Linked DNA regions of Homo sapiens: region 1 is linked to region 2. Evidence: chromatin loops called from intact Hi-C (ENCODE). Cell type or tissue: ascending aorta. All regions are shown on one strand.

The links. A loop is a pair of places that touch in the nucleus more often than their neighbours do. Peaks named below come from ENCODE experiments on the same cell type or tissue, not always from the same donor. Only the 100,000 strongest peaks of a DNase experiment are listed, where the experiment ranks them.
Region 1: it touches region 2 in a loop (3-fold over the local background); 3 of 110 quality-filtered maps call a loop at or near these places.

The regions. Positions count from the first base shown.
Region 1 is chr20:31,857,345-31,865,344 of GRCh38, forward strand. DUSP15 (dual specificity phosphatase 15) reads right to left here. Exons shown (of 7, transcript NM_080611.5): 4 at 7,609-7,658; 5 at 6,563-6,637; 6 at 5,227-5,398; 7 at 3,733-4,331. The coding sequence ends at 4,059. Among named protein-coding and RNA genes, the nearest start is that of DUSP15, 9.2 kb to the right of the region's middle. RefSeq lists an enhancer at 1,195-1,294 and a silencer at 4,030-4,229. In ascending aorta, no CTCF peak of the experiment used is centred here; DNase peaks (open chromatin) are centred at 3,307 and 4,297; H3K4me3 peaks cover 1,388 bases; H3K27me3 peaks cover 2,594 bases.
Region 2 is chr20:31,913,729-31,921,728 of GRCh38, forward strand. TTLL9 (tubulin tyrosine ligase like 9) reads left to right here. Exons shown (of 15, transcript NM_001008409.5): 7 at 6,136-6,204. Among named protein-coding and RNA genes, the nearest start is that of PDRG1, 34 kb to the right of the region's middle. RefSeq lists an enhancer at 4,702-4,751. In ascending aorta, no CTCF peak of the experiment used is centred here; no DNase peak of the experiment used is centred here.

The DNA.
Region 1 (8,000 bases), 56 kb before region 2:
CGGGCTCTCACTATGTTGCCCAGACTGGTCTCGAACTCCTGGGCTCAAGTGATCCTCCTGCCTTGACCTCCCAAAGTGGTAGGATTACAGTTGAGGCACAACTCCTGGCCACAAATCTGGTTTTGACCCTCCCCTACCATAGCTCCCCATTGCCCTTGTGAAAGAGTTCCAACTCTTCATGATGGCCTCAAAGCCATGCATGAACTGCCCCTCCTGGGCCTCATCTGCCTCCACTCCCTCTCCTCCCCCACTTTAGTTCTTTTCATCTCTAAATGCTTCATGTCTTTATCTCCATTAGACCTTTGCACATTCAGTTCCCTTTGCCTGCAATACCTTCGCCTCTTCACCTTTACCTGGCATGCTCCCACCATCCTCAGCTTAACCATCTCTTTCTCAAGAAAGGAGCCAGTTTGGAAGAAGTTAATGATGACTGGGGAAAGGAGGGACATTCCTGCAGGAGGTCCCTGAGAAGGGCTGGTGTTGGGAGCACCAAAAAGTTTCCTGAGCTGCAGAGGTTGATGGGTTTAGGGGTGGGAGGCTGACAGAATTCCCATTAGTGCATTGGTGGAGTGGGAGAAGAGGCCCTCTGAGAGGGGCCGGTGGTGCAGGTCGTGGCAGCCTTGGCTGATTGTTTTAAGAAAGTGTCTGAGAGTCCCTCATATGTAGAGAACATTACCCTCAGCCCTAGAGGCCAGAAAGTGGCCCAGGGTCACAAGGCTATCCGTCAGTCTCAGTGCTGGGGCAACTTGTGTCCAGAGCCTGCCCAGTGCTGAGCGTCTCCAGTCCCCTGTCCCCTTGCCCTGAAGAGTGCTGAGTCCTGTTGCACCTGGTAGCCCTGCTTGGCTACATGCTTCCAGGGGATGCGAAAGAGGGTCTTGCCCGCATCCTCCCAGCATAACCCCACGTAGCACCCACTCTCAATCTGTGCCCCCCCAGTCCCAGAGGCACAGGGAACCTCTGGCTCTGCCATGGGTCACCTGCCGTCGGGGACCTTTCCTTCCTTCTGGCCATCAGGGATGCAGGGGCCAGGTCTTGGGCTTGCAGTGGCTCAACCCACGTGGGCCTGGGGACTACGGGCCACCTGGATGATGCTGGGAGGCTATGAAAGTGAAAGTCTGGGCAGGCAGGTCTCACTTTCTGTTTTGTCCCCTCTCTTGGGAGGCCCTTTCCTTTTGCACCTCCCCATAGCAGCCTAGCCTGGAGGGCATTGATCCTCTTTTATGGGGTGGCAGGAGGCGCTGTGAGACACAAGACCCACGCAAGTGGGGTAGCCTGGGCTCTGCGGGTCTCAGGAGGCCGGCCCCCATGAGCATCCAGAGACACAGCTTTGCCCCAGTCTGCAACTGTCACCTGCTCTTCCCAGCCCACCTGGAAATTTGTCAGTCTCTTTTCAGGACCTGGACTGTTGAGATTGGAAAGGCACAGGGATTCTCAAACTAACTCCTGCCAGAACTGAGAGGCAGCAACTCGTTTCAAATGCATACTCATGACCTCCATCCCAGATCTGCAGAATCAGACTTTCTGGGCAGGAAGCCCAGGAAACCCACATTGTAATGAGTTCCCCCGTGAGGTTCTGATGCAGGTAGTCCAGGGGTCACACTTATTTCTGTAAATATTAGGAGTTCCCACTTACCGACTGCTCATCAGTGCTGGGCCTGGCTAAACACTTTCCTGCAGTGTCTCAATTGGTTCTCACAACAGCTTATGAGGTTGGTAAAAGCCCTGTTTTAATGTTAAGACTGAGCTCAGAGAGGTTAAAGCCCTCTAACAAGGTCACAGAGCTAGTGGGTGGTGGAGCCAGGAGCCAAAATGTGTCTCTCTGCTCCCTAGAGCCCGGGAGCCTAAGCAGTGCCCCACACTGCCTGCCGACAGCTACACCTGTACTTTGTGGATTCTTGGTGGGGGTCTCTGACCCCCTAAAAGTGAATGTAAATTTCATGTCTATGCATTTTTTTGGGGGGGGGGGATTTGCATCTTTCATTAAATTGTCAAAGGAGATGTGGGATATGAAAAAGATCAAGTTGCTCAGATTGCTCCACTCCTTGCTGTATTCATGGAACTGAGGCTCTGAGAGAGAATGCCCCCCACTCCCTGCACCTTTGCACAGCACTGGCACAAAGCTGGGCACCCAGCCAGCATTGACCAGAGACTGGAAGCATTGTTCCTGATGTGTACCTGCTGGGAGGGCTTTCTTCCTGCTCCTCCTTTCCTCTAGCTCCCATATTCCAGTAGCCACCTGGCTCTTGAAGCATCTTGAAGGATTGATCTGGAATATCAGATCAGTCCTATAGATGATGGGGGCCATGGAGGCTTTTTTTATTTTTCTTTTTTCAAACAGGGTCTCGCTCTGTCACCCAGGCTGGAGTGCAGTAGCGCAATCTTGGCTCACTACAGCCTCCGCCTCCATGGAGGCTTTTAAATAGGGGAAGACACCATCAGAGGTAGAAGGTGTTTTAAATGGGGCGTCTGGCAGCACCATTAACCAGCCTGGAGGACTGCGGGCTCCCTGCACTCTGGTGAGTCCAGCCACTTTGCTCTTCACATGAACTGTGAAGGGAAAGACCCTAACTCATGATGGTAGGTAGTTAGGAAGCAGCTCCTTCTGTTTTTGGAGGTTACTGGCAAGGAGGTTACTAACTCATGGCCTTAATGTTCTGTCTGCCTGGAATGCTTCCCCCAGATAACCAAACGGTCCACTCCCTCACCACCTGACATATTTTTTATTTGCTGTCTTCCCGACCAGAATGTCAGCAACATGAAGGCAGAGGTTTTGCTCATTGCTGTATACCCAGGGCCGAGCACAATGGCTGGCACACAGTAGGTACTCAATGGACATTTGTTGAATGAATGAGGAGTAGGAAGTTGGGGTGGCAGCTGAAGGTTATTTTGTCCATCCTCCAACTCCAGTGCTGGAATCGGTGCCTCCCCGACAGCCCTGAGCACAGTGATTTGTGCATATTAAGAACCCCATACGAGTGGCTTATTGGGTTATAGCTATTTTCGATCCCTCTCAACTTTGGGTTAACTTTAGTTTTGGAAGTATCAGCTGCAGTGACTTCTACTCATCCTCAGAGCCAGCTACCGCTTTGATGGGCAGCCCTGGCCTTTAAAGTCTTGGCAGGAAGGGTCATTCCCACTAGCTGGGGGTGGAGCCTCCTTGTCAGGAACCTCCCAAACCAGAGGAGCTGCTTCCTAACTACCTACCGTCATGGGACTCAGACTGACTAAGCTAGCGTCCAGCTTTCCCTGCTCTGGCTGTGTGTGCTCCGGCAAGCTGCCTGATCTCTCTGAGCCTCTGTTTCCTCCCTGAGGATTAAGTGAACTCATGCAGTAAAAGGTCAGGATGAGGGAGGCGCTACCTCACCTTCCTAGCTACTATTTGTGCACAGGGAAGGGAAGGGAGTCGGGGAGGGGAGGGGCCCCTCATGGTGGAGGAGAGGGGTTCAAAAGGTGGAAGGGGGTTCCGAGAGAAGGAGGGACTTGGGCCTTGTCAGGCGGGACACCGTGGCTTTGGGGGAGGGGAGATGTTAGAGAAGGAGGTGGGGTCCCAGGAGGCAACTCCGCAGACTGCAGTTGCGGGAGGGTGGTGGGCTCCTCAGGCCCCCAGGGGATGCAGGCTCCCTCGCATCCCCTTTTCTGCAGGCTGCTGGCCCCTGGCAGTCCTGCTGGCTCCTGGCAGAATCCTGCTGCCCCGCCTTTGTTGAATGACTGGGAGGCACTCGGACAGGCAGCTTCTTCTGTGTCTCTTTAATACCCTCCAGGCCCGTCAAACCCTCCACTCTCCCTCCCTCCCCTCCCGCCGCCTTTAAGGGTGGGCCCCCTCCCCCAGCCCAAGGACTAAGGCACCAGGTGGCTGCAGCAGGCCGGCCCGGACACAGAGACGCACAGGTTGGGGACGCTGACTGCAGACGCGGACGAGCAGGGCGGGCGCGGGAGGCAGGGTTCAGGCCGCCGCGGGGCTCCCCCAGCCTCTGGGCCCGTCCTGGGGGGCGTGGAAGGCGCAGACAGCCCCCGAAGGGAGCCAGTCGGAAGTGGGGAGCCACGGCTGGACTGCATCCTCACTTGCCGCCCTTGCGGGACAGACACCGGGGGAGGCAAGAGAAAGTCTGCTTGACGCGCGCCAGCAGCGGCAGCGGCCGGTGGGCTTCCCGGGGCGTGCGCGGCACCAGGCGCTGCACGGTTCCCTCGGAGGCTGCTGAGTGCGGCCCGGCGGAGGAGGCCGAGGTCGCGGAGCCCTGCCGGCAGCGCTTGCACAGCGGCAGCAGCGCGCGCAACTCCTCCTCGTCGCGGAAGGGGCTCTCGCCGAAGCGCTCCTCCAGCTGCCGGCGAAGCTGGGGTGGGCGGGTGAGGTGGGCGGGGTCAAGGCCGGCGCGGGGCGGGGTCAAGGCAGCCGGCCCCGCCCCCACCCTCCCGACCTTCGCCCTTCTCCGAGCGTCCCACACCTCGCTGAGCCCCTCCCTTCCTGAGCGTCTTCTTTGCCTCCCTTCTCCGGGGTTTCCATCCCCTCACTGAGTCCCTCTTCCCTTCTAGGAGGCCCCTCCCTCTCCCTGACCCCTCTTCCCCCTTTGACACGCCAGCTTCCAGACCTGCTAAAGTGACCCCCAGGCGCCCAGCGGGGATCACTCCTCCCGCTTTGCACTTCTGGGTAACTCCTCCCACTTTGCACCTCTGTGCTCACAACCCCATTCCCACAGATTTCTTCCTTGCCCGACTCTTTCCCAACGCCGTGCTGCAGATGAGCCTCTGGGTACCGCCCTCAACCTGCTGAGAGCCCTCCCCCTCTCATCCTTTGTTCCCAGGGAGGCTTAGTTCCTGACATTTCTACGTAGCATCTGCCCGAGAGGTATAAGAGGGAAACTGCTGTGGTCTCATCAAGGACACAGGGATGGAGTAGGACATGGACAATTCTCCCCGATGGGGTCAAACACTCAAATCCTTCAGGTTCCAGCCAGGTAGGGCAGGCAGTGGGGAGGGCTGGAAGACCTGGTCAAATGGAAGGGCCCGCACTGATCTAAAGGCATTCAAATTCTAAATTGAAAAAGAAAACACCTGGCTGTCTAACAAAATACACCTAGGAGGTGGATTAGCTCAAAGGCCATGAGTTTGAGACCCTAGAAAAATCCGGGTCTGAGGCACAGGCTAAAAATGTTCCAATCAGTGATCAGTTCGAGTGGGAAGAAGGATCTCCCACCCCTGGCCCAACCCAGCCCTTGACCCCATCCCTACCTTCTGGGAACTGGCCCAGCCAAACTCTTCAAGCTGCTGCCTAAAGCCTGGGTTGGGGTTGGCGATGGGCCTGGTGGCCTTGATGGCTTCAAGCACGTCCCGCCAGCCTAGCCCCGTCACAGTCATCACATACGCTGTCACAATCGTGGTGCTGCGAGAGATGCCTGCAAAGCTGGGATCCCCAACAACCCCTCAGGCTTCAAGTAAGATCCAATGTCCTCCATGCCCCCAGGCACCCCACCCTGCTTCAACTCCCCCACCCTTGCCTCCTGAGCTCCAACCATAAGGGACCTGTCAGGACTTGCCATCCCACCTCCAGGCCTTTGCCATGCTGTTCCCTCTGTCTAGAGCATCCCCTGGGTTCTCCCACATCAAAAGCCTGAGTGAAACACCATTCATTCAGTCAATAAATATGTCCTGAGCATCTGTTCTTTTTCAGGCACTGGGGATGTAGCGGGTATAAAACAGGCATGGTCTTTGCTGTCCTGGAGCTTACAGTATGGCTGGGGGGGGGGGACAGACGTTGATCAGATAATCAATTCCAGGTGGTGATAATAGCTTTGAGGATGAGTCTGGGGGCTAGGAGATCCACATAGGAAGAGGTATTAATCTATAGGTGGGGTGGGGTTAGGGAAGGGGTTCCCAAGGAATAGATATCAATGAAATTTGAAAGATGAATAAGGGTTAGTCAGGAACCTTCTGGGCAGTGTGTACAAAGACCATGAGGCATAAGCCTCGTAGATTTGGAGGATGGGGAGGAGGTTAGTACAGCTGGAAAGGGGAAGGAGGGAGAGGGTGGGAAATGAGGCTTGGGAAACCGGCCTCCTTGCTGGGCCTCCAGCAGAGCCAGCTTGAGCCTGGATAGGATGGGCCTTCAGTGAGAAGTTAAGGAATGAATGACATCAACTGAGCGAGGGGCACCTGGGAAGACCCAGAATTCCTGTCTCCCAGCTCGGGGTTCCCCACTGCCCTGCACCATCACCTCCAAGGCCTGGAGGGGAGGAGGGAGGCCCAGAACTACTGGAGGGTGATGAGCTACCTCCATGACCTCACCTATCCCTCCCAACAGTCCCATCAGGTCAGCTTTCTTTTCCGCATTTTACAGATGAGGACATTGAGTCTCAGAGAGAAACAGCTACTTGGCTATGGCCACACAGCTCATAAGGAATAGAGTCCCGGGTTGGCCTCTCTCCAGTGAATGGTGGGCCCTCAGGCACTGTGACAGGCTGGAGAAGATCCCTCACAGGTCCAACCTTCCCACAGGGGGAGTGTGTGTTCAGCAGAGGGCACAGCCACTTCCTTCCTCCCCCACCTTATCCCCCTCCGCTTAACTCACCAGTGCACAAGGCAGTTCCCCCCATTAAGGCGGCAGCAGTGGATGAAGTTGATACATTCTTTGAAGTGCTTTTTGCTAGAGGAGAAAGCAATAGGGTAGGGAGCACTGCAGGGCAGACCTCTCAGGAGTTGTTCCGCCCCCACCCCAATTACAGGATAGCAAGGGACATAGAGCCCTGGGGTCCCCAGGTCAGCCAGCACATGCAGTGAATATGGGCCAGTACTTAGTATGAGCTGGAGGTGTGTTTGTGTGAAGCAAGAATGGTGGCATTTCAGGCAGTGAGAGAGACCAGTCAGGACAAATCTCACCATCTAGGCAGGAGCACTCCTCCTGTGGACCCTGTTTTCATGTTGGGTTTATTGTGGCCTTTCAGAGAAATGGGTGGGAGGAAACACAGGGGTCCCACTCCTCTGGGGTCTGCAATCAGAGCACCTGGGCACAATGATGGGCAGCAGCAGGCTGGGAGCAAGATTCCCAAGGGGCAGCACTGTCTGCTTGGCTCCATCCCAAGCGGGGAGGCACTACTGCTGATGCCACAAACAAAAATCCCGTTTTCTGAGCTCAGTTATACTCCAGGCCCTATCCTAGATCCTTGACCTGTGTCATCTGATCTTCGAAAGCCTCCTTGACTCTGATCATGCACTCCTGATTTACAGGTGAGGCCCAGAGCGGGGAAGTGATTTGTTCAAGGTCACACAGCAAGTAAATGGCAGAGCCTGGCCGGAACTCAGATGTCTTAACCCCAAGGCCAGGAACAGGCTGAATATGACCCTTTCAAATCAGCTGGTGTAGCTGGTCCCAAGGTACAGAGTGTCCTTTTCCCATTTCATAGCTGATGAGACTGAGGCTCGGGGAGGTGGAGAGTCTTGGCCAAGGGCCTATCACAAGGGCATGGTTGAGACAGAGTCAAACCTGGGACTGGTTGAGTTGAACACCTGTGATAGCTCTCTGGCCTGAGTACTTTGTCCTCCTTCAAACCCCCTCCCCCTCCCCCACCACAGAAGGCAGCTGTCTGTCCATCTATGGGTCCATCCAGGGGAACTTACATGGGTACCTCAGGGGTATCAGCGACCGGGATGCGAAGGTAGGTGATATCCTGCAAGTACAAAATACACTCAGGCAGGGGACCTTGCCTGCAACCCTCCCTGATGCTGGTCCGAGCTGCCCAGGCAGGGCATAACCCCAGCCCAGTTCCTGCCCTTCTCTGGCCCACTGTGGTCCTCTCTGTCCAAAGAAAGTAGTTGTCATCTCTGAGGCCTCCCAGCTGTGACCACTTGTGATTCCTGAACCTTCTAAGCACATGGTGTCTCCTAACCCCATCAGCGGCGTGGGCATGACGTCACCTATCCCTCCCAACAGGGACCCAGGAACCTTTATCAAGTAGCTAGGAAAGGGCTACTTAAAGGGACTCCACTCCAAATGGGAATTACAAAATTAC
Region 2 (8,000 bases):
GCTTTTAGGGGAATATAAGAACAGGCTCTTGGGTCTGGCATTTAAAAGTCCAGTGTAAACATTGCATCGCTCTTAGCTTTCTTCCCATGGAAGCATTCTCCCCTGCCAGCAGTTCAGGCCGTCAGGGTTGGTGGGGAGGTGGGCAGGACACTGACACAGGTCATGGGACAACTGTGGCTCCAGCCCGCCTCGTGGTGCGGGGAGGCGACTGCTTGGCTGTCACGGATGGGGCCTGTCAGTCTCTCTGTGTGCCCCCCAAGCTGCTCAGGGACAGGGCCTATCTATCTGCTCACCCTGCGTCCACCAAGCTGGTCTAACACTTCACACACGGCAGCGAGCGTTCTTGGCAACCAGGGGGCTGTTCTCAGCCTTGGGGGCCTATTTCCAAACTGCAAGGCAGGAAGAGCCACATTTTAACATTCCATCACACTAGTTTACCCCAACCAGAACTTCTCAGAATTTTTCACTGAGACTTTCTAAGAGTCGGGATGCTTTACTCAGTAAATAATAGAAAATCCAAATAACAGTAGCTTAAACAAGAGGGCAAGACTTCTGTACTGTTTTTATGCCATGGGCCTCTTTGACATCTGGTGAAATGTGTGGACCCTATCACAGAATAGTGGTGTTTTTTTAACCACTTCATTGAAACATAATTGGCGTACAACAAGCTGTGCGTATTTAATGTGGACAGCTTAATGAGTTTGGAGATAAGTATGTACCCATGAAAGAATTGTGGTTTTAAAAACATAAAATACAGTACATTCCATTATAAAAGAAGGCAACTATACTGAAAACCCGTTATCAAACTGTGTTAATCTGGGTTCCCCAAGAAACGGATGCCAAGACAAAATTAAACAGTTTGGCTGGTGAGAAAAAATGGGGAGGGAGCTAGCAGGTGAGGCTGGGAGAGAATCAGGCCTCCAAGGAAGCGAAGAAAGAAGAGAGGGAGGGAGGGAGGAAGGTTGGAAGTTTCTATTGCTGAGCAGCCTTTGAAAGTTCATCAAGGCCCCTGGGAGGCCTCAGCCAAAGTTGGCTGTCAGGAGTCCCCTGTCTCTCAGGAATGGCCGGTCTTCATATCCCCTGGGGCTTAGTCACTGACTGGGAGCAGCCCTAGCAAGACGCCCTGGCAAACACTGCTAGACCTCAACTGGAAGCCGCTGGCACTCTCAGTCAGTTACTCTGTTGGAGGCCTGCAAGGTGCATTGTCATGGCCACCACACAAGCGATTACAAAATTATTTGTGCTATAGAAATATGTGCGCTTTTCATTAACAATTAAAGAGGATCTAACAGCAGGCCTCACAGCTACCACAATTTCAAAGTCAGGAGGAGCATAAACAATATTTTGAGATATCTGCAACAATTGTAATGTGATGTCGAAATCACTGTGATCTCTTTAGATGGCAAAGTCACGGGCATGGCTAACACTCCTATGATTTGTTGCATTCCTAATAGAAAGGAATGTGAAAATCGGCCGGGCGCGGTGGCTCACGCCTGTAATCCCAGCACTTTGGGAGGCTGAGGCGGGCGGATCACGAGGTCAGGAGATCGAGACCATCCTGGCTGACATGGTGAAACCCTGTCTGTACTAAAAATAACAAAAAATTGGCAGAGCGTGGTGGCAGGCACCTGTAGTCTCAGCTACTTGGGAGGCTGAGGCAGGAGAATGGCATGAATCCAGGAGGCTGAGCTTGCAGTAAGCCGAGATCCTGCCACTGTACTCCAGCCTGGGTGACAGAGCAAGACCCTGTCTCAAAGAAAAAAGCATAATATAAAAATATATCCCTCCCAAACCATCAAGTAATAGAGCTGCCCCCAGAACTAGCAGTGTTTATCCTGTGATTTTGTGTATCCCCGGCACTTTTCAAGAGGTATATGAGCCCCAGGTTTGTGTAGCACAGATTTAACTATCTCAGATTTGTCACCTGTTGGCTGGGTGACCTTGGGCAATGTGTTTGGCCTGTCTGTTCGCTGGTTCTCTTGGCTGCAAAATGGGGATAACATTAATGTTTATGTCAAAGGGTGTGTGTTTTTTTTCAAGCTTTAATGAGGTAACGTGTATAAATCACGGTGTCTGGCACAGAGTAAACACCTGGTAAGTATTGGCTGCTGGTATTGCCATTGTTATGAACCATTCTACTAAAGCTCGTATTCCGGTTATCTATTTCAGAGTAGCAAACCACTCCCAAACATAGTGACTTGAAACAACAATAATGCCTTATTTAGTTCATGTGAGCCCCCAGCTTGGACAGTGCTTGACAAGGAAGGCTGCTCCAGCATCCACTGAGGGCTGGAGGATCCCCTTCCTAGCTGGCTCACTGGCTGGGCTAGCAAGTAGGTGCCAGCTGTTGGCTGGGAATTCAGCCAGAGTTGAGGGCTGGAAGACTCAGTTGCCTTCCAGGTGGGCCTCTCCCTGTGACCTGGGCTTCCTCACGGGATGGCTGCTGGGTTCTGAGGGCAACCATCCTGAAAGAGAGAGCCAGGCAGAAGCTATATTGCCTTTTATGACCTGGCATTGGAATTCACACATCACTTCTGCCATAGGCAATTAGTAGAGACACTTCCAGATTCAAGGGAGGGGACATTGATTTACCTTTTGACAGGGTTCTGGAGAACATATGGGACAGGAAATATTGTCGTGGTTGTTTTTGGAAACTGCCATCTGCTGGAACTAGGTATTAGGTGATTTCCATCTCATCAGCCCCGATGTAACACCATGCAGGCGGTTCATCTTTCATTCTTTAGGGTTAGTCCCTTAGGAAGGCACCTCCTGGAACAGTCATGTCAAGTTACTAACAATGGCCTGAACAATAAAGGCATTTTGTTATCTCACAGAACAAGAAGGCTGAGGGTAGGCATATCCAGGTTTGGGGATGTGCTAGATGATGCCACTAGAGGCCCAGGCTCCTTCTCTCCATCGACTCTGCATCCTGTGTGCTGGCTTTTTGTCATCAGACTTGTCACCTCATGGATGTGACATGGCTGCTGCAGTCACAGGCATCATCTCCGCAGACTGTAGCATTCAAAGAAAGAAGGAAGGAGCCCGGGATATTTCTTCCCGATCCCCTTTCTCCCCAGCTCCTTCCCTAATATTTTTAACAAGGAGAAACATCTTTCCTGGAATCTCTGAGCAAATGTCTCCTTAGGTCTGATTGGCCAAAACTGGTCATGTGGTTTCCACCAACTGCAAGGGAAGCTGGGAAAACCTACATCTGGTCTTTCTAGCCTCCCTCATGAGAGGTGGGCTTTGCTAGCAAGGAAGAAGAGGAAGGAAAGTGGCCATAGGGAAGGCAGCCAACAGGGTTGGGGATAGGGGTTCCTAGACCAAAGCATATGAACCTGAAAAGATACCGTTTAATTGAAGTTTAATAAAATATAGAAAAGTAGCCAAATTATAGGGGCACAGTATGAATTTTCACAAAGTGAATCCACTCAAATAATCAGCACCCAGGTCATAAACAGAGCGTTCCCTACCCTCAGCAGCCCTCTCAGGCCCCTTTCCACTCACTCACAACCCCCCAAGGCACTAAACATCGTAGGTTTGCTTTGTCTGCTTTTGGACTTTATATAATTGGAATCTTATAGGATGACTACCTTGTGTCTGGTGTCTCTCCCTTGACATGTTTTGCAGTTCATTCTGCTGATGTGGGTAATTGTACATTATTAACTGTCATCGTTGTATACTATTCCATTGATTAAATATTCATCCATTGGGGAGTCTCAGGGTGGAGCTATTATGATAGTGCTGCTGTGGGTGTCTGGGGCCATGTCCATGGTGACATGTGCAGACATTTCTGTCATGTAGGTCCCTAAGAGAGGAATTGCTGGGACATAGGATAGAGGATGCCTATGTTCAGCTTTAGCAGATGCTGCCAGTTTCCAAACAACGTACTCTCACACCAGCAGTGTGTGCAAGTTCCAGTTTCTCCACATCCTCACCAATACTTGGTATTGTCTGTCTTTAATTTAACTATTCTCAGGTAGTATATAGTAGTATCATATTGTGATTTTCATTAGTGTAAGAATTAAAGAAAGAGGAGAGAAACACGAAAGGTGGCTCGCCCGTCAAGACAGGTTTATTTTAGAGAAAACAAACCTGAGAGGAACCTTCTGGCTGAGTTAGGTCAGAGCCACACTCTCTTACAGACTAAGAGTTTTTAAGGATTCAGGGCGGGAGAGTTTATTAGAGGCTTGGACTGCTTCTGTGTCTCTTTATTGTGCTTATCTGGGAGGGAGAGTTGTGTGTCTGTTCCCATACATCTTTCTGCAGCTGCAGGCATATCCCCCGGGTTGCTTTTAGCTTTCCTATCTTAGTGCACCTGAAGGGAAAGGAATGTGCTTATTAAGATCTACTGTTTTACTGGGGCCCATTGTATGAGGGCGAAGTTTGGCAGTTACCCAAGAGACTTTCCCCCCACCTCCCTCTGTGCCCGAGCTGTCTTATCTGTGTTTTACTGTCTGCTCTTTCTGTCTGCTTGTAGTTAGAAGAGAAGTGATTTCCTTGAAATGCATGAGGCCAGAAAGGGAACTGGAACTTAAAGTGGCAGTGTTTGTCCGAGATGACGAGATGACGGTGCTCTTGTTCTGTCAATTAGCACTTCTCTGTTGGTGAACCCTCTGATGAAGTTGAGTGCCCGTTCTTTTCTTTCTTTCTTTTTTTTTTAACAGACAGAGTCTCACACTGTTGCCCAGGCTGTGCAGTGGTGCAATCCCTGCCCACTGCAGCCCTGATCTCCTGGGCTAAAGTCATCCTTCCACCTCTGCCTCCCAGATAGCTGGTACTACAGGGGTGCACTCTCATACCCAGCTAATTTTTAAAGCTATTTTTAGTAGCGATGTGATCTCAAGGTCTTTCTACGTTGCCTAGACTTGTCTCGAACTCCTGAGCTTAAATAATCCTCCTACTTCGGCCTTCCAGAGTGCTGGGATTACAGATGTGAGTCACTGTGCCCAAGCTATTGTATGTTTACACTGGTAATCTTCTTTCGTAAAATGCCTGTTCAAGTCTTTTGCAAGGCCGTGAACTGTTGGAAGCTCCTGATGCACACTTATTAGTTGCTTTCTAAAATTGCTGTGCACATTTGGCTGCCCCTGAGCCACCACCAGTGCTCCATAGAGTTTTTGGCACCCAGTCTTCTGGGCCCACACAACCCTGAACCATGGTGCACAGCATGGCAGGCAGAGCAGGGGCTCTTTGTGCAGTAGACAACCTGTACAACCACACCTGGCAGCCCTGCATGCCCCTATCTTGTACAGAGAGCCTCGGGTGGGCCAGGTGGGCCATGCTCAGAGGAGAACAGAAGGAAATGAGAGTTGCAGTTATGCTGGAGGTAAGATGACTTGGGAGATCTGCTCAGTGGCTGCAAATACCTAAAGGACTCTTCTGGCACCCAGGAATCAGCTTTGTTCTAGGAGGTCCTAAAAGCCAAAGCCAGACTGGCCAGTCTTAGCTCAACACAGGTTAGGCTGTGAACGTTCCATTGCATAATGCTCAACATACAGTATGCACTTCATATATACCTTTTGGATGACTACTTAACAAAGCTATCCTGTAACAAAATGGGCTGTTTGGCATTGGTGGGGGAGGTAGTGAGCTGCTAGGCACTGTGAGTGTGCAAGGCCAGGCAGGAGGACTGTTGTCCTTCTACAATGGTAGAAGGGGAGTAATGCCTTTGTTGAGGACCACTCCATATGAGATCAAAGATTCTCTCAGCCCCTAGACTGTGTGAAGCTATGAATTATCCATGCTGGGGTTCAGTAAAGGCAGGCTGATTTCAGTATTAGCCGGAGCAAACCCTAATTAGGAAGGCAAATTGATTTCCAAAAAAAGATTTGGATGATATGTTCCCAGGACTGTTAGAAATGGCTTTTTAATTGTCTGTTCTTTTGCATTATTCATGCAAATGTATGTCTTTGTGAGCTAAGTCAGTCTCCCCCTTCCCCTCCCTTCCCTCTCTCCCTCTGCCAGGGTTAGCACCTTCTCTGTTCCAGCCCCTTCAGCTAGCCTTCCTCTGGGGAGAGTTGGGGGTTCATAAGGAAAAAGAGACAGATATGCTGGGGAGAGCCCCCAGCCACGGGGGCCAACAAGGAACCACGCAGAGCTAAGAGCTGGCTTTCTGCCCCCATCCCACCCCAGGTAGCCCGGTCTCAAGGGAAAGGCATCTTCCTCTTCCGTAGGCTGAAGGACATCGTGGACTGGAGGAAGGTGAGCCTGCCTCTTCCCCCTTCCTCCCTGAACCCTCCTCTGACCTTGCCAGCAGGAGGGGCCACTCCTTCCTGCAATCAAAGCTCAGAGGGCTGGCAGAGAAACTCTGCCCACAGGTCTGCCCATTGGAGCAGGGTCTCCAGAGCCAGATTGTCCAGGTTCAAATCCTGATCTTGCCACTCAGTCACTCAATAGCTGTGTGCCCTTGAGCAAGTTACTTCACCTGTCAGTGCCCCAGTAAATGGGGATGGTAATTATACCTGCTAAGGATGCAGTGAGCTAATAAGCAAACACGCGCACACACACACACACACACACATTCTCACACACACCCACACACCCAGCACAGTGCCTGGCACTCAGCGCTCGATGCACGTTCTTTATCTGGGCCTCCTGCTCACGTGGCTGGGGAGAGTTTGGCTGACTCTTCCTCAGGGCCTAGACTGAGCCTCGGGGGCAGCTACCTCCCAACCCCAATCCATTCTTGTCCCAAGACACAGTACAGTAGAAATCCTGGTTCAAATCCTGCCTCTCCCACTCAGCAGCTGTGTGGTCTTGGGAAAATGACCGAAGCCCTCTGAACCTGAGCGGTGACGATGGTGCAGGGTGGGTGGGAGGAGCAGGATGGCTGAAATCCTATAGGACCAGCCCCTGCTGTACCAGGAGGCGCACAGCAGTGCTCAATGTCTTGACTCCTCCCATGAAACTGTCAGGGCACTACAGGAAAGAGCTCAGCAGCCTGGAGGCCCAGCCTGCCTGGAGCACGGTCAGTCCCTCTGGCAGCCACGTGAGTGGAGGTAGGGCTGGGCCCAGGTCCCAGGAAGGGAAGACCTGGCTGCTTCTGTCTTGACACAGCTGAGTGGGGAACAATGGTGGGTGAAGCAGGTCTACCCTGAGAGCTAGTGCTGCCTGCCATTATTGGGGCTGTTGTGTCACCCCATCAAGTGTGTGACCCTTGTCTTTGAGTGAAGGGGACAATAGGTGGGAGAGGTGTTTGCAACCTGCGAGGTGCTGTGCAGATGCATGAGAGCATTGCTGTCTTCCAGAGCTGGGCTGGCAGGTAGAGAAGAAGGAGCAATGTCCTCGGGGGCCCATGGGTGGTGTAGGCAGCACTGTCCAACAGAACTTTCTAGAGGGATGAAAATGGATATCTGTGCTCTCCAATGCGGTGACCACTAGCCACATGCAGGATGTTGAGCACTTGCCACATGGCTGGTGTGACTGAGGACTGGATTTATAATTTCATATCCTTCTTAAAAATTGTGGGCCGGCAACAGACACATGAAAAAATGCTCATCATCAGTGGCCATCAGAGAAATGCAAATCAAAACCACAATGAGATACCATCTCACACCAGTTAGAATGGCGATCATTAAAAAGTCAGGAAACAACAGGTGCTGGAGAGGATGTGGAGAAATAGGAACACTTTTACACTGTTGGTGGGACTGTAAACTAGTTCAACCAGTGTGGAAGACAGTGTGGTGATTCCTCAGGGATCTAGAACTAGAAATACCATTTGACCCAGCCATCCCATTACTGGGTATATACCCAAAGGATTATAAATCATACTGCTATAAAGACACATGCACACGTATGTTTATTGTGGCACTATTCACAATAGCAAAGACTTGGAACCAAGACAAATGTCCAACAATAATAGACTGGATTAAGAAAATGTGGCACATATACACCATGAAATACTATGCTGCCATAAAAAAGGATGAGTTCATGTCTTTTGTAGGGACATGGATGAAGCTGGAAACCGTCATTCTCAGCAAACTATTGCAAGGACAGAA